Regions from separate parts of the Mus musculus genome. Here region 2 is linked to region 1. Evidence: chromatin loops called from intact Hi-C (ENCODE). Cell type or tissue: left cerebral cortex. All regions are shown on one strand. Each heading gives the region's core, and the rest is flanking DNA. Links, peaks and the distances in the headings are about the cores only.

Region 1 (11,950 bases), core at 1,909-9,908:
TGTTTTGAGATAACTTACGTCATCATGCTTGTACAATACTGAGTACTTTTACTGACTGAACGAATTTTTGATTAAAAAATTATTATTGCCATGTGGGCATATACATGCCATGGCATGCATACAGAGGTCAGATAATGACCTAGCAGAGTAAAATCCCCTCTTCCAACATTATTACACTGTGAGCTCTGGGAATAAATTCAGGTTGCTAGAATTGCATAGTAAGAACTTTTACCTGAAGAGCTATCTTGCTAACCGAGAAACCACCTGCCACTCGTCCAAGATGGGTTCAATGGAAGGAACTCTATGTAGACCAGGCTGCCTTTGAACTCATCCTATCTACATCTGTCTCCCAAGTGCTGAAATTAAAGATATATACCACTATACTTGGTCAGAATAATTTTATTTATTTATTTATTTATTTATTTATTTATTTTTGGTTTTTTGAGATAGGGTTTCTCTGTGTAGCTCTGGCTGTCCTGGAACTCACTCTGTAGACCAGGCTGGCCTCAAACTCAGAAATTCGCCTGTCTCTGCCTCCCAAGTGCTGAGATTAAAGGCGTGTACCACCATGCCTGACTTTTTTTCCCCCCAGAATATTTTTGATTATATACACTGATAGAAAAAATAAAATTACTGTCAGGCTGATGAGATGGCTCACCAAGTAAAGGTACTTGCTGCTAATTCTGACAACCTGACTTTGACCCTAGGGACCCATAAGCCAGGAGGACAGAACTTAGGCCTTCACATGCATGTTATGACATGTATATATATATATATACATACAACATTGCTACGGATGTGCTCTAATTTAGCTTTGAATTAATCCAGCCCCCAAAATCGGGAATCTGTGTGTCTAAACACCAAAGGTCCTTGTCTCCAATTGGTTTATCATCAATCAATAAAGAGCCAATGGCCAATGGTTGGGCAGGTAGACTGAGGCAGGACCTTTGGATTTGTGTGGCCTAGGAACTAGAAGTGAGGAAGGTCAATTGCTATGACTGGGGGAGAAGGAGGAGCTGCAGGAGCCAACCAGCCATGTGAGAATTCTGGTAAGTAGTCACTGGCCACTTCTGTGACTGGGCCTAAGGTAGCAGGGGAAGGTTCAGGAGTCTCAGAAATACCGGAGGGGAGCATTTGCATTTGCTGGCCGAAGGTTTAAGAGTGCCCAGCATTTGAGGTAGTCACAGTAAGTCAAATTTAATTGATGTGTGGTTGTGTGTGTGTGTGCGTGTGTGTGTTTCATTCTCGAATCCAGAGGGCTCTGGCAGGTGGCTGGGAGTGTGACCCGCTGGGAGCACAAAGTGGTGTAGCTAAACTCAACACTACACAACGTACACAATTAAACCAAATAAACAAATGTAGTAATGAAAAGAAAATTACTGCCTTTCCCAAGAGTAGATAAAATAAATCTCATCCGAGCAGATTTCTTACATTTGTATATTAAGTGAGTAAATACCTCAGCATTCCGAAAGACCTTAAGCATGTCAGCATCGAAAGCCTCCACTGTTTTGTAATACCCAATGAGGATCTGCTTCTCTATGGTGCTGAGATCCAGGGGGTCAGAGATCTTCTCATAATAGTCAGCATTTCTGGAACACAGAGCAAGCCGTTAGTTGGTGCACTGGCTTCTTTTCTGAGCTCTACAAGGCTGTCAGAAAAGTACACGTACTTTTTCTTTGGGGGAAGATTCAAAAGTGGAGCTGCAAGGGTTTGCTGGGAAGAATCTGCAGAAGAACACAAGGTTTAGTACACGTGTTTAAAAGACAAGGGGGAACCTCAGTCTCAATGTCTGTCTGTCTGTCTCTCTCCCTCTCTCTCTCTCTTGCTATCACTTGAGATGGAGGGTGTGCTCTGTAGTTTAGCTGCTCTACAGCACATGGTGAAAAGGGTACCTGGACTTACTGTCTACCAGCACAGCTTGCTTGCATTCTTTTATTAAACTTTTATTTTTCTTGGCTAACCGTGATGGTCCCTGCCTGTAATCCCAGAACTCCAGAGGCTGACGATGTTGACAGTTTGGCTGGCTTACACTGTTTCAAAGAAGAAAAAAAAAATCCTTTTTTAAAGGGGTGCTGGGGATAGAACTGAGAGCCTGTACATGCAGTGGGCGGCTCCAGCCTATGAACACCCTCTCTTTTCTTTGTGGAGATACTAATTATTTTTATGTAAATGAGTGTTTGCCTAGCTTCATGTCCGCACATATATGCGGTGCTCCACATGTGTGATGCAATGCCATGTGGGTGCTGGGAATTGAACCTGAGTCTTGTCAAAGACAGCCAGTGTTCTGCACCATTCAGTCACCTCCCCAGCAGCACAGTGTACTTGAAAAATAACATTTTATGTGTATGGGTGTTTTAGCTGTATGTACGTTTGTGTACCACACGTGTGCATGGTGCCTCTAGAGACCAGAGAGGACCAGATAACTGAATGCCAATCACTGGCAGCTGTGAGCCATCATACAGGCTGGGGATTCAACCTGTATTCTCTATAGGAACACACAGTACTCTTAATAATACTAAGCCATTGTTCTAGATCCTAAAGGTCTTTGAACTAAAAAAACTAGAAAACTCCACACTGAAACTTGGAGTGGGGAAAAGTAACTATTCTGAGGCTTGACAGTCAAAAACCTAACCCCCAATAACAAACAATAATTTAAAAATTGAGGATTATGACGGATATAGTGCATATTTAAAATATAACACAGTGATAGTAAATAAAAATAGTTTCTCATGAAGAATGTGAGCTGTAACTATTGAAATAGCTAGGGTATTTAGGGAACATTCTTGCTTCTGCTCATATGCCTGCTAGCTTTAAAGGACTATGCAAGCAAAGAGAAATTTGAGTTTCTCATTCTTGTACTAATCCTGTTATAGGGTGACAAATCTTCTTTAATTTGTATGTACTGGTGTTTTGCTTTCATATTTATCTGTGTGAGGTTGCAGATCCCATGCAACTGGAATTACAGACAGTGCTATGTGGGTGGTGGGAATTGAACCTGGTTCCTCTGAAGAACAGACAGTGAGTGCTCTTAACCAATGAGCCATCTCTCCAGCATTTCTTTATTTTAAATATTTATTTGTTTTGATGGGCATGAAAGTGCACCACCTACGTGCACTGGGATGATAAATCTTTTTACAACAAAAAGATTTCCACATCCACAGCCTCTCATAATTGTTTGTAATTGATATTTCTGTTGGTGTGGATTTGACTGAATTCCAAATAAGAAGTAATTTAGTAAATATTTTCTAGAATTTAATTTTTTTCATTCAGTTATGTTGATACACATAGCATTCAGTGAGGGACTTTTCTCATTTGCGATCTCATTTCTGATGGTGTCCTGTGCAGTGACGGAAAGCAGTGACCTGAGAGTAGCTCCCTCCATGTGAGTCAGACCAACTGGGCGTGGGAGAAAGGGAAGCTCCACCTTCCAGAGACACACTGAGACCCTGTCACTATGCAGCCTTGGCTGGCCTGGGGAATGCTTTGACAGCAGGCTGACCTCAAACCCACAAAGGTCCACTGGCCTCTGCCTCCTAAATGCTGGGACTAAAGAACCACAATGGGCAACCCCACCCCCCCATTGTTAGTTGTTTCTGAGACAGGGCTTCTCTGTGAAGCCTGCTTTTCCTGGAACTCTTGAACTTTGTCCACCTGCTCTGTCTCCTAAGTGTGGGGATCAAAGGGGTGACAAAACTTACACCTAAAGTAACATTTTTTTTTAAAGATTTGCCATCTCTCCGTCCATTTTATTTTTTGATGTTGTAAGGACTGCTCAGGGTCTTGCCAGTGAGGCTTGCCTCCAGCTTGGCTCCCTCCTTATTATATTCTTGGGGTTAAGGAAGGAATGTAAATAAATAAAACAATTTTAAAAAAGAAAAAGAAAACTACAAAAAGCCAACAAAATATAAAAGATGAAGAGTAGACAAAATCTAACTAACCAAAGCAAATTCTCAAAACGTGGGCAATAAGTAAGACAGATAAACCAAAGTCAATCCTAAGAAGCTACAATTATGGGGCTGGAAAGATGGCTCAGTAGTTATGAGCACTGGCAGCTCCTGCAGACAACCAGGCCTCCAGTTCCAGGACATTACACACCCTCTTCCAGCCTACAGGAGCACCAGGCAAGCATGTAGTGTAGACAACCCCCACCCCCCACATAAATAAAAATTAATTTGAAAAAGCTACAAACATAACAAAATGTTTCACCCAGTTTCATAGTTTATGTCTCTTTTTAAAATTTTATTTCCTTTTATGTGTCTAGGTGTTTTGCCTCCATGTGTATCTGTGTACCACATGTGTGCTTGATGTTTCTGAAAGTTAAAGGAGGACATCAGAGTCCCTGGAAATGAAGTTACAGACAGTTGTAAACTGCTTTGTGAATGTTGGGAAATCAAACCCAGGGTCCTTATTATTTAGTAAAAACAAAACATTTATTTCGTATGCATGTATGTGTGCCAACCTATGAATGCAGTGGTGCATGCATGGTCAGGAAGAGGCAAACTCTAGTTGTCAGGCTTGGTGGCAAGCACCATTATCCACTGAGCTATTATGTAAACCCAAAAATCTTTCATTTTTAAACACACCTAATTTTCTGATCAGAAAGTTACTTATACCACTAAAATATTTAGCCCTAATTTATAGTTGCTTGTTCATTCATGACTGTGCTCAAAAGACATGTCTTGTAAAAGGAAAGGTAGGGGCTAGAGAGATGGTTCAACAGCTAAGAGCACAGGGGGTTCCAGACCATCTGGGTTCAATCCCCAGCACCCACATGGTAGCTTTAACTGTCTGCAGCTCCAGTTCCAGGGGATCTGACATCCTCACACAGACATACATGTGGGCAAAACACTAATGCATATAAAATAAAAAAAAAAATCTTAAAATAAAAAGGAAAGGTTTTTTAATTTTATTTTACATGATTTTTTTCTAAAAAATTAAAATTTATTATCATTTAATTATCTCTATCTATCTATCTATCTATCTATCTATCTATCTATCTATCTATGGATGTTTAGCCTGAATACATATTTGTGCATTTCTTAGAGCCCTGTGTTTTTCCACCCGCTGTGCACTGTCGTGTCTGTGTGAGCCTGTCAGATCCCCTGGAACTGCATGTGGGCACTGGGCACTGGAAGTGGATTCTCTGGAAGAACAGCCAGTGCGCTTAACTGCTCAGCCTTTTCTACAGCTCTTCTTTCTTGAACTGGTTTTACCAAGGGTTGTGAGGAGCCATGTGGGTGTTGGGAACCGAACCCGAGTCTCTGGAAGAGCAGCCAGTGCTCACAATCACTGAGCTATGTGTCTGCGTATGATGGCTCACATCCTCCAGAAAGTAGTTTTAGGAGACTTGATATTACTTGAGTCCACAGGCACCTGTACTCAGGTATATATACCAACATGCAGACACATATAGCTACAATGGTGGCTGGAATGATGACTTAGCTGTTAAGAGCAGCATTTGTTGCTCTTACAGAGGACTGTGGTTGGATTTCCAGCACCCATATGGCGGTTCACAATCATCATTAACTCGACTTCCAGGAGATCTAATGCCCTGTTTTAATTTTCTCAGGTACGCCTGGCAATCTATTCTTAGAACTCACAAAAAAGCAGAAGAAACAGACTTTACCAAGTCATCTCTTCATCCCTTCATGGTCCATGAAGATACACGTGCCATGTCTTGTACACAATTAACAAGATTAATGTGCCGGGAGTGGCAGCATATTAACCCTAGCACTCAGGAGGCAGAGGCAGCAGGTATCTGAGAGGTGGCTCATGGGCTTACGGTTAGGAGTGCTGGCTGCTCTGTTTTGTTTTGGAGACAGGGTCTCACTATGTAGTTCCAACTGGCCTGTACCTTTCTTTATGTGGCTCATGCTCATAACAACTCTCCTAGTGCTGGGAAAGGCATATGCTACTACACTTGTAATTTTAAAACTGTAGTATTATCTCATCCATGGAAATTACTATCCTTTAGCTAAAAAGTTACTTAAAAATATATTACTTAATTATAAATGATAAACTCAAATTGATATGTTCAAGACTAGAGGTTATTTGCTCTATAATTCTTTATCTCTGTCGACAGGTAGAATGAGGGGCAGGAAGTTGAGCAGTTAAGATAACTTGACTGAATTAAGAGAAGATTGAGTTCGGCCGGATGAGGTGGTGTACACCTTTAATCCCAGCACTCAGGAGGCAGAAGAAGGCGGATTTCTGAGTTTGAGGCCAGCCTGGTCTGCAGAGTGGGTTCCAGGACAGCCAGGGCTACACAGAGAAACCCTGTCTCGAAGAACAAAAACAAAAACAAAAAACAAAAGAGAAGACTGAGTTCAATTCCTACTACCCATGTTAGCCTGTTCACTCTGGCTCCAGGTGATCTGGTGCCCTCTTCTGACCTCCATGAGCACTGCATCCACATAGACAAACACCCTCCCTCCCAACACACAATTGTTTTAGAGAAATAGAAGAGGGGATGAAGAGACTCAACAGTTGGGAGAACTAGCTGGTCTTCCAAGACCAGCACACACAGGGCAGCTCACAAGCATCTATAAATCCAGTTTCAGGGGATCTGATGTCCTTTTCTCTCTTCTGTCGCAGGCAAACCCTCCCCACACATAAAACAAACAATAACCTAAAATTAATTTAGAGACAAATGTTGAGTCCATCTCCTAACTTTATCCTCCCACGATGCTGCTTGTTCGTGGGTTCTTGCTCTTGGGGAAGAGTGACATGCGTACCTCTGTAGGAGATGATGCCATCACAGATCTCTTTGAAGATCTGTGCTAGGCGCGCTGCCCGAGCCACTTCCAGGTTTTCCTCTGCAGCTGCCAAGCGTCTTGTTCGAACAGATCTAGCTGTCTGCAGGGCAGAGAACTGGGTCATGAAGACATCTGTAAGGAGAAGGTGAAAAGCAATTCTAGGAAATGAAGATTTTGATATATCCTTTTCTTTTCCAGTTGACTCCTGCGGTTTTTTTTTTTTTTCCTTTTTCCTTGAGGATATTAAGTAGAATTAGTGGGCAGATAGTTGCTTCTCTCCCCCTAGAGAAAATCCAGAAAACACTGTGTTTCTGTAAATGCTACACAGTGCAGTAGCTGTATATGTGCAGTTCAAAGTGAGCCTGACCCACCTCAGCCCTCCTTGCAAATACACTGTTTTTTCTTTAACAGTCACTCAGCAGTTAAGAGTGTGTACTGCTCTTGGTGAGGACTTGAGTTTCCCATATCAGGTGGGTCACAACCACCTCTAACTCCAGCTTCACGGTATGTAATGTCTTCCTTTAGATTTATACACTTAAATGTAAACATTTGTAGATGAGTTCATGAGTAAGACAGCACTCTTGCTTATGGTCTTGCACTGCTGCTAAATATATTATCAAAATGAATGTGAGCAGGATGATGGTTGGAGAGAGAGAGAGAGAGAGAGAGAGAGAGAGAGAGAGAGAGAGAGAGAAAGAGAGAGAGAGAGAGAGAGAGAGGAGAGAGAGTGTGTTAATTCATTTAAGGACAGGCCTAGCACTATATAACTTTGGCTGTGTTCTGCTTCAGTTTTCTGAATACTGGGATTATAAGAATGTGCCATCACATGAGGCTGAAATAATGCTTTTTACATTCACCTATTTAGTGTAGAAGCAAGCAATCACAGGGAATTGGTTAGTAATTTGGAACTCCTTTTGTTGCATACACACACACCGTCTTCTAAAAAGCAGTAGCCTGAGACACTTGTTTTTTTGTTTTTGTTTTCCTGGCTGTCCTGGAACTCACTCTGTAGACCAGGCTGGCCTTGAACTCAGAAATCCACCTGCCTCTGCCTCCCAAATGCTGGGATTAAAGGCATGCGACACCACTGCCCAGCTAGCTTGAGACACTTAACTGCTCATATTAACTCTTGCACACCCCTCTCTGAATAACTCAGCTAGCACCTTGTAAGGTAGGACCCCTACTGGCATAAACACCCACTCTTTGAACAATGGAATAAGTTTGTCTTTCCATTAAAAAACATCTAACTTAAATTTTTAAAAATTGTACTCCATTTATGAGTAAGCAGGCTGAGCTGGCCTAAACTAGTTTTGAATGCACGCACAGTTAATACAAAATGTATTCTTAAAGTGAATTTTTGGGGGGAAATCCCTATTTACCATATTATGCCTATGCACAATGGAAGGCGTGCAGGATTAAAATAAGATGTATTACAGGAAGGGGCATATGATAAAAAAATGGTTATATACTTTGATCTGTCTGCTAAAATATGTCCTCAAACTCTGATGCTCACAGCCAAACTCTTGTATCTCATGATATCTAAGAAGGAGGTCCACAGCTGACTGAGCACCTGAGCACGTTCTACTTGAGAAGCCTGATGGCACGCTTGATAGTAATCTCACCTATTTTATCATTTGCTTTGAGTAAGCTGCTACTTTTGAAAATCCACGTGAGCCTTTAATTCTTTGAGTAAGAAGTCAAGAATATGGCAACACCGTATGTGTATATTAGATCTTATCTGTTTGGTTTGTAACTTCAAAGAGATTCTAACTACCAAATTGCTGAAAGGATTTAAAATTCTGGGAAAATCCAATTTTCTCTGGGCTGGAGAGACTGCTAAATAGGCAAATATGCTTGGTGCAGAGACTAATGCCCTGAGTTGGAACCACAGGACCCATGCGATCGAAAGAGAACAGCCTCCTGTAAGCTGTCCTCCAGCCTCCACATTCACCCTGTGCCAAATCTCCAAGTGTCACGTCCCTCTTCTCTAAATAACAACAACATTTTACCAAAAGGCAAGCAAGTTAGCATACCTATATTCCAGCATTATGGAGGCCTGGAAGGAGGAATGAGTGTTTTAGGCCATCCTGAGCTATACAGCAAGTTCAACAATAGCTTGATATATATATGTGTGTGTGTGTGTGTGTGTATGTATATATATATATAAAAACACCCCTTTCATTAAGTCCAAAACAAGAACCAAAATACTTTATGGGGCTGGAGAGATGGTTCAGCAGTCAGGAGCACTGACTGCTCTTCCAGAGGTCCCGAGTTCAATTCCCAGCAACTACATGGTGGCTCACAACCATCTGTAATGGGATCTGATGCCTTCAGCTGCAGTGTACTCACATACATAAAATATATAAATCTTAAAAAAAAAAAAAGAAGAGGATGAGGGTTGGGGAGGATGAGTAGTTTATTCATGTGAGACAAAGGCTCAGTCTGCGGCTCAGGGTAGTTTCAAACTGCCTGTCTTATTCTCTCAGTGCTCAGATAAGTTTCATTAAGTCATTTGATTTGCCTGGCTCTTTTTTTTTTTTCTTTTTTAAACAGTGTAGTATTTCATTAGCTACCTCAGGCTAGCCTCCAATGCACTGTAAAGCCAATGGTGACTTTAGAGAGTGCCATTATGTCTAGCTTCTCTCTTTCCTCCTTTTTTTTTTTTTTTGGGGTTTTTCGAGACAGGGTTTCTCTGTATAGCCCTGGCTGTCCTGGAACTCACTCTGTAGAACAGGCTGGCCTAGAACTCAGAGATCCACCTGCCTCTGCCTCCCGAGTGCTGGGATTAAAGGCGTGCGCCACCACGCCCGGCTTTCTCTCTTTCCTTCTTATTTTACTTATTTTTTTAAATACTCATATATATCTAATTCTGTTTATTTGTGTATGCGTATCTATGCCTACATGCTGTGCCCATGAAGGGCAGGAAGAGGGTACTGGACCCCCTGGGACTGTAGTTCCAGAAGGCTGTAAGCTGCTATAGCAATGATGGGAATGGACCTTCGGTCCTCTGGAGGAACAGCCAGTGCTTTTACCACTGTCTCTCCAGCCTTCATGGATACATTTCAGTATCTTCTGGGAAGATAAGGAATAGAAGATTCAAATTTTATTCTAAATTGTGACTATTTCCTTCCTTCATACCTTTACTCATTTTATCTTTCTTATTCCTCTCTTTATTGGAATAAGACAGGATCTGTGTGGACACTCTGGGGCATGGAACTGGCCTTGAGCTCTAGGTCTTCCTGTTTCCCCTCTGAGCGCTATCATCACAGGCAGGCATTACCACAGCCTGTACTAAACACCTCATTTGGACCATTTCATGATCCAGGTTTAGTTACAACTTTAATCTGAGCACTTCTGAGACAGAGGCAAGTGGATTGTTGTTGAGTTCAAGGCTAGACCAGTCTACACCCTGAATTCCTAGAATAGCCAGGGCTAAACAGAGAATTCCTGTCTCAAAAAACAAAACAAAGTAAGACAAAACAAAACAACAACAGCCTGGTCTATACAGTGAGTACCAGAGTTACACAGTAAGACCCAGCCTCAAAGGCACACAAAGACAGACAGACAGACAGACACAGAGAGAGGGACAGATAGACAGAGAGAGACAGACAGATCATTATCTCATCTGTTCTGGATACTATCGCAAACAATGAAAGCTGTTTATTCTAACAGTCACTTAAAAAGTAATCTAGATGCTTCTATATATACAGTACTCATTTGAATATGGGAGAAAAGTATTTGAATTTATAGTTATGGTGTTTTTTTTTTCCTCCCCATAATGCATTTGGCATCATTTGATCTGGTCCACACAAATAAAAGGAGTCTTAGTCTTCACATGTGAGTGGCACACGTGCCCTGACACTTGCACACACATTAAAAAAAAACCAGGGGAGCTACAACAGGATATCATCATGCAGTCTTTCCAGTCAGGCAATGGTGGTGAAGATTTTAATCCCAGCACTTGTGAAGCAGAAGTAGGTAGGTATCTGTGAGTCCCAGGCCAGCCTGGTCTACAGAGTTCCCAGGCCAGCCAAGGCTACACAGTGAAACCCTGTCTCCTAAGACAAAACAACAACAAATATCAAGCTTCCCCCTGCTTTACCAGACTTAATGTTCCCGTCGTCCCGACAGAGGCCGTTCCAGCGGGTGTACAGCGATGCTGAGTGGATGTCACGGGTGTGCTTCACCTCCTCCTGCTTCTGATGGATCTTTTCCCAGTTTCGCACCAAGAACACATGGTGCTTTAGCACGAAGTTCCTGAAGGAAACGAGGACAGTGATCCTTACCAATCCCTAAGACTTTATTCCATGTCTACACTCCTAACTGCTGCCAAGAGGTATCGTAGGTGGGCTCAACAGTGAATAGGGCAGACAGTTGCAGAACTGGGTCATCTCAGCAGTCAGGAGGGTAACAGAGAAGGTTCAGACTTGAAAGCCTGCCTGGGCTACAGAGTGAGACTTGTAAAAGGCCAAACACCATTTTCCTATATTATCTACAAACATCTGGCAAGAAGAGCAGAGATTTATGGAATGTTTATACAAATCTAAATCTTGTAACCTAGTTGGGCATTGGTGGTGCACGCCTTTAGTCCCAGCACTCGGGAGGCAGAGGCAGGCAGATTTCTGAGTTTGAGGCCAGCCTGGTCTACAAAGTGAGATCCAGGACAGCCAGGGCTACACAGAGAAACCCTGTCTCGAAAAACAAAAAAACAAAACAAAAAAAAAATCTTGTAACCTTCTAGTCTCAGGCTTCCAAGTCCTGAGAATAAATAAGTATACCAGAACATGCAGCTATTTGTACATATTGTGTGGTTTTAAAAAATATTTATTTATTCATAAATTTATTTTGAGACACAGTCTCACTATACCTCTGACTGACCTTGGGACTTTCTATTTATACCAGGCAGGTCTGGAATTCACAGATATCTGCCAGTCTCTGGCTCCCAAGTGCCAGGACCTATTTTTATTTATTTCTTTGAGTTTTTCATCTGCATGTACATATGTGTAACACATATATGCAGTGCTCATGGAGGTCAGAAGAGGGCCTTGGAACTTTTGGAACTAGGTTAAGACAATTGTTAGTTACTGCGTGCATACTCTAACCACTGAAGAACTATCTCTGTTGCCTCTTCAATGCTTTCACTGGTTTTTTTTTTTTTTCAAGACAGGGTTTCTCTGTGTAGCCCTGGCTGTCCT
Region 2 (11,950 bases), core at 2,748-10,747, 950 kb before region 1:
AATCACTCTCTACTTCATTTTCTGAATCAGCATCTCTCACTGAACCTGGAGCTCACTAGACCAATTTGGATAGCCAATAAGCTCCACGAAACTTATTGTCTCCATTTCCCCAGTGTACTAAGATCATAAATGTCTTCTTCCCAGATTTTATGTAGGTGTTCAGTATCAGTTCATGCCTTCATTGTTACATGGCTAATGCTGTACTAACTGAGCCATCTCCCTAGCTTCTCAAGGTTTGTTTGATTCTGACGGTACCTTGACATCTCCTGCAGTGAAAAGTGCTTTATTTGTTGTGGGACTATGTTTGTGAAAAGTAAAAATAGGAACTCAGTAAAAACATTAAAATTAAAAAAAAAAAAAGCCATAAAAATAAATGAACCTTTTCTGTCTTCTGGTAGTTACCAAGGAAAGCCATCTTATGCATAGATAATCAATTTTTCCTTAATGAGGTATCTGGCTTTAGTCTAGATCAGATTAGTTGAGTCATAATTGCCACTGATGCCTAAAAAGATTTTATATAAAAAAAATTTTTTTCTGGACTGTTGTGGCTCATGGGAGTAGGGGAAATGTGTGAGATGAGAGCAAATGCTGTGTTACAGAAACTAGTGATAATCTGCTATTGAAATAAAACCATTTCGGGTAAGAAACTTCAGAAAGACAGGCTGGGCGTGCTGGTACCCCAGTCCTAGCACTCAGGAGGTTCAAAGCCAGCCAGGGCTAGTGACAACCTCCCCCAAAGGGAAATGCTGGAGAAATGACCTGGTGGTTAAGTTCCTTGTTGACCATGTACACAACTTGATTTTCAGAATCCACATGATACATAGGCATACATGTGAACAAAACACTGGTATACATTAAATCTTAAATTTTTTGTTTTGTTTTTTGATTTTTCAAGACAGACTTTCACTGTGTAGCCCTGACTGTCCTAAACCTCATTCTGTAGGCCTCCATTCAGGCATCTGCCTGCCTCCCAAGTGCTGGAATGAAAGGTGTGCACCACCACTGCCAAGAGTTTCTTTGAAGCATAATTCAAAAAATGTTTTCCCCACTCTGGGAAATTCTACCAGTGATGAAACTGATCAATAGATGATTTTTCTTGTGCCAGGGTTTCATGGTGTGATGTGGAGGGGTGCATTGAGTTCTTTACTCTCCCAAGTGCCTGATTTTTAAACATTTCTCCTTGTTAATTAATTGACAGTATTTTATTCCAATAGACGATCATCATTTCCTAAGACATTTTTCTTTTCCACAGTGAGTCTTCATCTACAGTTTCATCTAATCAGAGTCAGGAGTCTGGTTATCAGAGTGGCCCGATTCAGTCGACAACTTATACCTCCCAAAATAATGCTCAGGGCCCTCTATATGAACAGAGATCCACACAGACGCGGCGGTATCCCAGCTCCATCTCTTCATCACCCCAAAAGGACCTGACTCAGGCTAAGGTAGTAGTTTAATGATTCCCTGGGCCTTGGTTAGCAAAGTAGTGGGTAAAAGTCCCTCTAATATAGTTTCACTTTTCTGGAAATGGTGCTACAGTCTTGGAGGTGCCAACTGAGATGCTGACAAAAGCACATTTCTGTGATTGGTAAACTAAACATTATTTTCAGCAAATGTGGAGGACCCTCAAGATTCAGAACATTTCTCTTTGCAATAAAGATTTGTTGGTTATGGCAAAAACTGTCTCAAATACCTGTCCTTTCCTCATAGAAGATCAGATTGCTAACCTTCGGGGTGCATATATATTAGTAAATCTACGTTACTCTGGTAAAAGGGATAACATATACCTAAGATGGTCTGAAGTACCTGTCTAGCAGGATGGGTCCTAAGAATTGTTTTATTTTAAACTATTTGGTGGGGGTAGTGGCTGTGTGCATATGAGTGCTGGTACCCTAAGAAGCCAGAGACATCAGAATCCCTGGAGTGGAGTTACAGGTGGTTGTGAGCTGTCTAATATATGCGATAGGAATTGAACTCAGGTGCTCTTTGTGTGTAATCCATGCTTTTAACTGTTGAGCCATCTTTCCAGGTTCCCTAAAATATATTTGACCAAAATTAAATTAAGTGACTGATAACATCTCTCTTACAAGCTTGTCTGTTCTTGCTTTTTTTTTTTTCTCCTCTCCAGAATGGTTTTAGCTCTGTGCAGGCCACGCAGTTACAGACCACGCAATCTGTTGAAGGTAAGCATTTTCCAGGCTTTTTCTTCTTGGTTTTAGTGGCTTTCCTCAACATTGATGTAGAGTTGTTCGTTTTTTTGGAAGGTAGGAAGGACCCTGTTGTGTAGACCAAGCTGGCCTCAAATTCACAAGAGATTTGCCCACTTCTGCCTCCCAAGTGTTGAAATTAAAGACATGTGCCACTGTGCTCAGCTGTGTGTGTGTGTACACAGTAGTCAGCTTTTAACTTCTCTATCTTCTGAGGTCTTTTTGTTTTGCTTTGTTTTATGTGTATGGGCATTGGCCTGTGTGAGTGTCTATGTACCAAGTATGTGCCCAGGGTCAGATACCCTGAAACTGGTTGCAGATACCATGTGGATTGTTGGAAATCTGGGTCCTCTGGAAGAATTGAGTGCTCTTAACTGCTGAGCCATCTGTCTAGGCCCATATCTTTTTTTTTTTTTTAAACATATTTTTAAGTGTGTTGGTGTTTTTCCTGAATTTATATCTATATGAACGTGCCAGGTCTTCTGGGAACTGGAGATACACACATCCCATGCAGGTGCTGGGAATCAAACCCAGATCCTCTGGTAGAAAGCCTTTGCTCTTAATTGCGCTAAGCAATCTCTCCAGCCATATTTTGTTTTTTGAAACACATGTTCATGCTGTAGCCATAGCTCCTCTGAAAATCGTAGTGATTTTTCTGTGTAAGCTTCCCATGAGCTAGATTATGGGCATGAACTACCATACATAAGTTCTCTATTTCAGTTAGATTGTTAAAATTTAGGTTTATCCTTTTTTTTTTTTTTTTTTTTTTTTTTTTTTGGTATTGTGTGTACAAGCATGTGTGTGCCACAGCACTCATGGATGTCAGAGAAAACTTTCAGGAGTCTATTGTCATTCTCCACTTGGATTTTGGTATCAGACTCAAGTCATCAAGTGGTTTGTGTGGTGTTAGGAATGGAACCCAGGGCCTGATATAAGCAGTCTACCTTGAGTTGTCTCTGCAGTCCAAAAAGAGTTATGCTTAACATAATGACTAATTCCCACTTTTCTTTTTTCTTTTCAAGTAGTTGAGGATTGTAGTTTTTCTTTACTCATAGATACTCCTTGTTTTCTGATGAAGGGAAATGTTTTCCTATTTCCAGGTGCTACAGGCTCTGCAGTGAAATCTGAATCACCTTCCACTTCTAGTATACCCTCTCTCAATGAAACAGTACCTGCAGCTTCCTTACTGACGACAGCCAATCAGCATTCATCCTCCTTAAGTGGCTTGAGCCATACGGAGGAGATTCCAAATACCACCACCACACAACATAGCAGGTAATTTGGGGTGAGAATTTAGTTGGGTTTGTGTGTTTCGGTAACAGAGCCCATCTGGTCTGGTCTTCATTACTCTACCTGTTAGAGACTACATTAGCCCTGCTTTTGTGAGAAGTGACAATGACAAAGGAGACTTAATTTGCTTTTAGAATCTGCTCTTGCTTTGATTGTTCACAACCCTAAAAACTAGCCATTATATATGTCGGCATGATCTCAGAAATCTTGTTCCTCTTTTCTGCTTTGGTTTTTGTTTTGTTTTGTGGTAATTGCTCATTGGAGTTCCAGGTCAGATAAAACCGTAACATTGTGATAGTGGCTGATGGCAACCTTTTCTCCTTCATAGTGCATTATCTACACAGCAGAATACCCTTTCTTCATCAACATCTTCTGGGCGTACTTCAACATCCACTCTTTTGGTATGTATGACGCTTGAGAGGAAGTGGTTTTAATTTTCTAACCATAAGATTCTCCCATATAATATAATTTTTTGTTTGTTTGTTTTGGTTGGTTGGTTGGTCGGCTTTTCCTCTTTCTTGAGTCAGGACCTTGCTATGTAGCTCTCAAACTCTATGTGGACTAACTTTAAATTCCCCTTGCCTCTGCCTCTCTAGTGTTGGGATTACAGGTATGTATTTGGCATACCTAGCTCACCCAGTAGGATGTTCTTGAAATTTTCTTTGACTCAACTGAGTTTGTAGGAAAAAGAGTAAAGGGATATTGGAAAGTCAAAAGAGTCCAGAAGTTGTACTTAATGGAGCATAATTAAAAGTGTTTTTCCTTTTCACAGAAAATAGGCAAGGACTTCATGTTCTCTGTTAAATGCAGAACAGCATACACTTTTTGTTTTTGTTTTTTAATGGAGGTCCCAATATTTTGGATGCAGAAGCAGGCAGATCTCTTGTAGCCTGGTCTACAGAGTGAGTGCCAGGACTGCACAGAGAAATCCTATCTCAAAACAAACAAACAAAAAAAAACAAACAAAAAAAAAAGAAGATATTATAGCTCAGTCATGGAGTTCATCACTAACAGACATAAGGCCCTGGATTAATTCCTACAAAAAATTGTGTCTTTAACTGGTATAAGTATGTCTGTTCTTAGCCTGGGAAATGCTTAAATATAAGTCTTTAAAATGGTATGAAGCAGGGCGTCTTTATGAAAATGGTGTCCAGATGAATTACTTTATGGTTGCCAGGGTTACTTAGGGAAAGGTGTTAAGTTTATAGAAGCCTAGGAAAAGCTTTCCTAAACTATGAAATTTTAGTTTTAAAGTCAAAGCTGGTACTTTCTTCCAGCTTATATTTTAGTTTTGTAAGTTGAACTAGTGAAGCAAGGTGTAGAAAAGAAGGCTGTGATACACTTTTTAGTTCTGTGCTTTTCCCCCTCACTAATCGATGTCATTGGTCCCTATGGAATTTGTCCCCAGCCACTTTGCTGTTCTCTGAACAAAAAAACGATGATGATGGCCAATGGGCAATTGCGAGGAACATGTAGCTAGAAATCCTGATACCCTGGGTTGGCTTTTTTAAATTTCAGATTTGATGAGGTCATACATTGCTTATCTTCTCTAACCTGTTGCTAATCGTTGTTTTCTTTATCTTCTACTGTTTCCCTTTGAAGCATACAAGTGTGGAGAGTGAGGCAAATCTACATTCTTCCTCCAGCACCTTCTCTACCACATCCAGCACTGTCTCTGCACCTCCCCCAGTGGTCAGTGTCTCCTCCAGTCTGAATAGTGGCAGTAGTCTGGGCCTTAGCCTGGGCAGCAACTCTACTGTCACAGCCTCAACTCGAAGCTCAGTTGCTACAACTTCAGGTAGCTTTGCCTAGGAGGGTGACATTCCTCTAGGATGGAGAAGATAGTAAATTGTATGACAGCATAAAAATGTTTTCTTTCAGGAAAAGCTCCTCCCAACCTTCCTCCTGGAGTCCCGCCATTGTTGCCTAATCCATATATTATGGCTCCGGGGCTGTTACATGCCTATCCGGTAAGTGGGACTGAAGGATCTTCTCCACAAAGTGAGGATGGTGTGACTCTTCTCTGTAGTTCTGGATTCAGATGGAAAACAATAATTAAAGCAGAATAAATGAATGGTACCCACATTTGGGCAAATGGTTTTTTAAATTTGTGTGTGTGTGTGTACCTATTATGTGCTAAGATCAGAGGAAACTGGAGTTTCCATTTCACCTTTATTCAGGTTCCAGTTTGGCTTGCTTTGTTTGGTGGCAAGTTGCTTACCTACTAAGCTATATCACTAGCCAAAAAATAGCAGGGTTTGTGTATTTGTTTGCTTTTATGTATCTGGGGGTTTTGTTTACATGTATGTTACATACACCATAGTGTGCCTGGTGCCTGTGGAGGCCAGCATTGGATCCCCTAAAACTCAAGTTACATACAATTGTATAAGACATGTGGGTGCTGGGAATCAAATCTGGGTTCTGTGGAAAAGCAGCCAGTGCTCTTGGGATAACTGTCCAGATTCCACCCTTCAAAATGCAATCGTTTTGTAGAGCAAGGAATAAACTTAGTCAGGGCCCTTTGCTGAGTATTTATTCTTTGTGAATTATGATCTGGACCTTGAGCATCAAAGGCCAGTGTGTAGTTTCTTGGTGGTTTTCTATATTGCTATTGCTTCTCTACCTCTTTAGACCTATGTTTTTTTGGTGGGTTTTTTTTTTTTTTTTTGGCCTTTTAAGAACTCGATTCTAGAATTACCTTAACTGCCACCTTTAAGTATTCAGTATCCACTAAAATGAAAAATATTTATAAAAATTCTATTAAAAAACACCCATTTTTGCTGGGTGTATTGTCAAATGCCCTTAATCCTGGCACTTAGAAGCCAGAGGCAGCAACAGTCATGCCTCTGTGAAGTTTGAGCCCAGTCTGGTCTACATAGAAAACTCCAGGACAGCCAGAGCTACATCTGAAGATAGAAAAATAAATTTTAAAAATCTTTTTTCAGTTTCTTTGGCCAGGTGACATTGTGTTTAATCCCAGCACTTTGGAGGCAGAGGCAATTCAATTTTTAGAGTTCAAAGCCAACCTGGTCACCCAACTGTATTCTAGGCCAGCTAGCACTACACAGTGAGTGCTATCTCAAAACAAAATTAAAAAGTCACTTATTTTTACCCTATGGAAGAAGTTTAGATAATAGAAGAAATATGTAAATTGCACCTATTTTTCCCCCCTCAAGACAGGGTTTCTCTGTGTACCCCTGGCTGTCCTGGAACTCACTCTGTAGACCAGACTGGCCTCAAACTCAGAAATCTGCCTGCCTCTGCCTCCCAAGTGCTGGGATTAAACACAGTGTCACCAATGCCCAGCCTAAATTGCACTCTTAACTTTGACCTAGAACTTTCAAAGATCTGTTTCTTGTCTCCTGAGAGTTGGGCTTAAGGGCATAGGCCTCTGGGGCCTGCCTTTGTTTTCTTTTATTTTAATAACTTTTATTAATTGGCAATTTCTTACATGTCTACAATATTTTGATCATAACCACCTCTCTATTCTCATTTTCCTCATTCCTTCTTGAACTTCCCAACTTCCCTTCCTACTTATCTCTCTCTTTTTTTTTTTAACATGTAGGGATGTTCTGCCTGTGTTATGAATGTGCACCATGTGAGGGTAGACAGGTATGGAGGTCAGAAGGGAGCATTGAATTGAGAACTAGAATTACTCATGGCAATGAGTTGTCTTATGGCCCTAGCAACTGAGCTACATTCTTTTCAAGAACAAGTGCTCTCAATCACTGAGCCATCTCTCTAACCTCACATTACATACTTTTCTAAAAAAATGTATTTCCATGTTTATGAGTGCTTTGTACTCATGTGTGTACTTGATTCCCTTGGAAGGTAGAAAAAGAACATTGGGTTCCCTCGAACTGGAGTTACAGATGGGTATACACCACCTTGTAGATGCTGCGAATCAAACCTACTTCCTCTAGAAGAACAGCCAGTGCTCATAACTGTTGATCCATCTCTCTAGCCCCCACATTGAATACTTTTTAACAGTAACTCTTTGCACCTAGAAATATGGGAAAATGAGGATAAAATATGAATCCTTCACATTTCAACCCAAGTTTTAAAGACTGCAAGAGACGGTGACTGCTAAATAAAAATTAAAGCCTGCTGTTCATGTACTACCCATTCTCCCCTACAGGTGCCCTGATGCCAGCCCCTGTCTTTATATAGTATGTAGCTTCAGGAAAGCTTTAAGACCTTTCATGAAACATTTAATTTCTTTGTACTTTACTTTCCACTTAAAGAAAACAGAAGGAAATAATCTGCTTTGTTCTGACAATGAGGATATATGTTCTTTATCTTGCCTTTTGCTGCCATCATGACTAGTTCCCATTAATGTTGTTAAATGTCTGTCTTGCAGCCACAAGTATATGGTTATGATGATTTACAGATGCTCCAGACAAGATTTCCATTGGTAAGTATGTGGGATAGAAATTTGGAAAAAAACCATTAAATTGAGGGATTGGGGTAGGTGCATTAAGGCAGGGTTTTACTGTGTATGTAACCTTGGATGTCTTTGAACTCACTCTATAGATCAGACAGGCCTCAAACTCACAGAAATACCCCTGCCTCTGCCTCTGCCTCCGGATTAATGCCTCAGTTGCTGGGATTAATGGCATGCCCACCACCTCGAGGCAAAATCATTAAAGTTATTGTTGAAATCAGTTGTATAGTGGCTCATGCCTGTAATCCTAGTGTGTGAGAAGTGGAGACAGGAAGACCAAGAGTTCAAAACATGTGTCAGTTATATAGTGAGTTAAAGACCAGCTTGAGCTATACAGTACCTCCTTTCTTTCAGGGGGACAAAAACAAAACTGATGGAAGGATTCTCAGATGTTCGATTATTGTCACAAACAGCTGTTTCTCAGTCTGCCCCCCACATATACTTTATTATATATGCATACATATACACACACACAGGCAATTTAATCAGGTTAACAAAACACATGTGACATAACACCTCAAATGGACTAATAATAAAACTGTTAACAAGCTTCCTATCAACATCAATTTCCTGCTCTGTTTTGTTATTATTGTTAGAGACCCTTATGGTTGAACCTAGAACTTAATGCATGCTAGGTAGATACTTCACTGCTGAGCTGTATTCTTAACCTTTCTTTTGATTAGTTGGAGAGGTATCTTACCACGTTTTCCAGGCTAGCCTCCTGGACCTCATATTCTCCTGCCTCAATTTCCTAAGTATCTGGGACTATACACATTTATAATGATAATGTGTTATAGCATAGATATATACCCAACCTCTGTTTTTTTTTTTTTTTTTTTTCTAATTTTTTTCTGTCTCACCTCTTCTTATCTTATTTACTGATAAGTTCCCCTGAATCCCCAAAATTTTGTGCTTTCAACCTTTACTCTTAGTAAGGCAAATTTGACAGTATTACAGGAGTAATTTGAATTAATGGAAGCTCTAGTCAGCTTATTCAGATGATTAGGATATTTTTAATGTCTTAAGGTTTTTTTATTTGGTTGTTTGGTTTTAGACACGGGGTTCCTGTGTGTTTCTGTCTTGCTGTCCTTGAATTCAATTTGTGGACCATGCTGGCCTCAAACTGATAGAGATCTTGCCTATGCCTCCTGAGTACTGGAATTAAAGGAATGGGTCACAATACCCAGTCAGTCTTAAGACTTGTGTAGTGCCTCTTGCATTTTAGGCAAATGCTATACTTCAGAGCTTTTGGTTTCATTAAATTGCTCAGGCTGGTGCTGAACTCACTTTTTATCTTAGGATAGCCTAAAACTTGGTAGTAGTTAGATTTACAAGCCTTCCTCAACAGGACCAGATTATGTTGTACTGATACAGAATCTCACTAGACTGTATCTGGCCTTGGTAGTTGTCCTGCTTCAGAATCTTAAAATGCTGGGATTATGGGGAGTACCACCATACACAGCTTTTGTTGTTGTAAGACGAGCTGGGTGTGGTGGCACATGCTTTTAATCCCACCACTCAGTCTACATAGCCATACTGTGTAGCTACCTTGGCTGGCCTAGAATTGCTTTGTAGACTATCCTGGTCTCAAACTCTAAAGATCCATCTGCCTCTGCCTCCCACACAGTACATATGACTGCGGATGCCAGAGGACACTATTAAGTGTGTCTTGTTTTATCACTTTGCCCACCTACCCACATATCCTACTTGCTACTGGTACAAGACATGCCCATGGTCATACCCACCTCTTTACATGGATGCTGGAGATCAAAGTAGTAAACACTCTTACCTACTGAGTCAATCTCCACTCTCAGCTTCTGAAGCACTTCAGGAAAAAGAAGAACCTGTGTTCTCAAAAATTAGCTGGGAAGATCTGTATAATATTAAACCTTGTTGGTCCTACTAGACCTTAATGTGTACCCAATGAGCATATCCGTAGACCTTGTCTTATTCTACTCGTGGCAGGCTGGGGGGAACAGTGTATGCCAGATTAATTGAAGTTCATATGAGTTGTAAGCTTTTAAATCAGTAACTGGATAATTTGCAATACTCCCAACAGTCTCATGCTTCTATTCATCTTTGTGGTTTTTACGATAAAGAATGAGTGGAATTTAATCTATGCTCTTTTGTTTTGGTTCTAGGATTACTACAGTATCCCGTTTCCCACACCCACCACTCCACTTACTGGGAGGGATGGTAGCCTGGCCAGCAACCCTTACTCTGGTAGGATTGGGATAGAGCTGAATACAGGGAGGTGAATTAGAATTGGAGGTAGAAGCAAGAAGGTTCCATAATTAAGATTTTTGGCAGATTTGTGAATTTTCTTCCTCCCTACCCCTTGTTGTCATGGATATGATGAGTCAAGGCTGGGAGTTTCATAATTCTATTATGAATATGTTCCTGTGACATCATTTTTCTTTTAAAAATTTTGTTTTATGTATATGAATACACTGTCTCTGTCTTCAGACAAACCAGAAGAGGGCATGAGATCCCCATTACAGATGGTTGTGAGATGTTGCTGGGAATTAAACTCGGGACCTCTGGAAGAGCAGTCAGTACTCTTAACCACTGAGCCATCTCTTCAGCTCCCTGTGACATATTTTTTTTTTTATAATTTATTAATTATATGTAAGTACACTGTAGCTGTCTTCAGACACTCCAGAAGAGGAGTCAGATCTCGTTATGGATGGTTGTGAGTCACCATGTGGTTGCTGGGATTTGAACTCAGGACCTTCAGAAGAGCAGTCGGTGCTCTTACCTGCTGAGCCATCTCACCAGCCCCCTGTGACATCTTTTTATATTATCATTTTCTGTTGACTTATTTCTCGGCATTATGGTTCTGGATATTGAATGCAGGTTTTTACAATGCTAAGTATAAGCTCTAGTACTGAACTATACTCCCAACTTTAATGGGTGTTTTTGGTTTTTAGCTAGTCCATCTTTTCGCTAGAAATATAATTGGTTGTTTTGGTTTTGGCTTTTGTTTTTTTGGTTTTTCAAGACAGGGTTTCTCTGTATAGCCCTGGCTATCCTAGAACTGACTCTGTTGTAGACCTGGAACTCAGAGATTCAATTGCCTCTGTCTCCTGAATACTGGGTTTAAAGGTGTGTAAAGTCACCTCTACCTGGCTGATTTTTGTTTGTTTTTACATGACTGACCAATCATTATCTTTTCAATTTCCCTCAACTATTGTTATCCTTCAAGCTTTGGAGAAACAAGGGTGCATTGGAGATGATAGAAAACAAGATGGCAAATGAACATTGGGAGGTATCATTCTGGAAGCCTCTTTGCACATTATAGAGTGTACAGCTGCCCTTCTTTTCATAGGCGACCTCACCAAATTCGGCCGCGGGGATGCCTCCTCCCCAGCCCCAGCCACAACCTTGGCCCAACCCCAACAGAACCAGACGCAGACTCACCACACCACGCAGCAGACATTCCTGAACCCGGCGCTGCCTCCTGGCTATAGTTACACCAGCCTGCCATACTACACAGGGGTCCCGGGCCTCCCCAGCACCTTCCAGTATGGGCCTGCTGTGTTCCCTGTGAGTAACTGAGTGGTTGTGGTCTCCTTGTAAGGGATCCAGTCCTGAGCACCATCCTAGATGCTTTCACAGCTACATGACTCCTTAGAAATACATGAGGATAACTTGTACCTTTGGCCCATTTCTGGCCTGGGAATAAAGGGTATGAAATTTTTAATTAGAACAAGAATTGCCTGATAGTAGAATTATCCAAAAGAGGACTATGATACTGTGTGTCTTTGCTGCCCCTCCTTTCCCTGTAACCATTGTCTCTATCTCTAAACCACTCTACCTTTTGATTTCTTGGGTCAATTCTAAACATTAGTGTATCAGTTACTTTTTTGTTAATTTATAATACCATGATTAAGAGCAACTCACAGTAGAAAGTTGATGTTTGGCTTACAGTTTGAAGGAGAGAGTCCATAATGGTGAGGTCCCAGGAGCAGGAAGTAGAGATCAAGAATGCAGGGCAGGGCACAAACCCTCA

Evidence for each region. Peaks named below come from ENCODE experiments on the same cell type or tissue, not always from the same donor. Only the 100,000 strongest peaks of a DNase experiment are listed, where the experiment ranks them.
Region 2: a loop joins it to region 1, with 4 times the contacts of the local background. A loop is called at or near these places in 4 of 42 quality-filtered maps.

The regions. Positions count from the first base shown.
Region 1 is chr3:89,053,425-89,065,374 of GRCm38, reverse strand. It overlaps Ash1l (ASH1 like histone lysine methyltransferase), which reads right to left. Exons shown (of 27, transcript NM_138679.5): 15 at 10,858-11,012; 16 at 6,735-6,887; 17 at 1,670-1,724; 18 at 1,457-1,589. Among named protein-coding and RNA genes, the nearest start is that of Gm24403, 10 kb to the right of the region's middle. In left cerebral cortex, for the core only: a CTCF peak has its summit at 6,398 (motif pointing left); DNase peaks (open chromatin) are centred at 6,375 and 6,804; H3K27ac peaks cover 316 bases.
Region 2 is chr3:90,008,644-90,020,593 of GRCm38, reverse strand. It overlaps Ubap2l (ubiquitin-associated protein 2-like), which reads left to right. Exons shown (of 28, transcript NM_001165984.1): 16 at 1,253-1,442; 17 at 2,126-2,180; 18 at 3,305-3,479; 19 at 3,823-3,895; 20 at 5,097-5,292; 21 at 5,376-5,464; 22 at 7,855-7,908; 23 at 10,080-10,161; 24 at 11,267-11,484. It overlaps Gm24608 (a small nucleolar RNA gene), which reads left to right and starts at 9,864; the gene lies at 9,864-9,999. Mir7669 (microRNA 7669) reads left to right here and starts at 9,384; the gene lies at 9,384-9,441. In left cerebral cortex, for the core only: a CTCF peak has its summit at 7,646; a DNase peak (open chromatin) is centred at 10,286.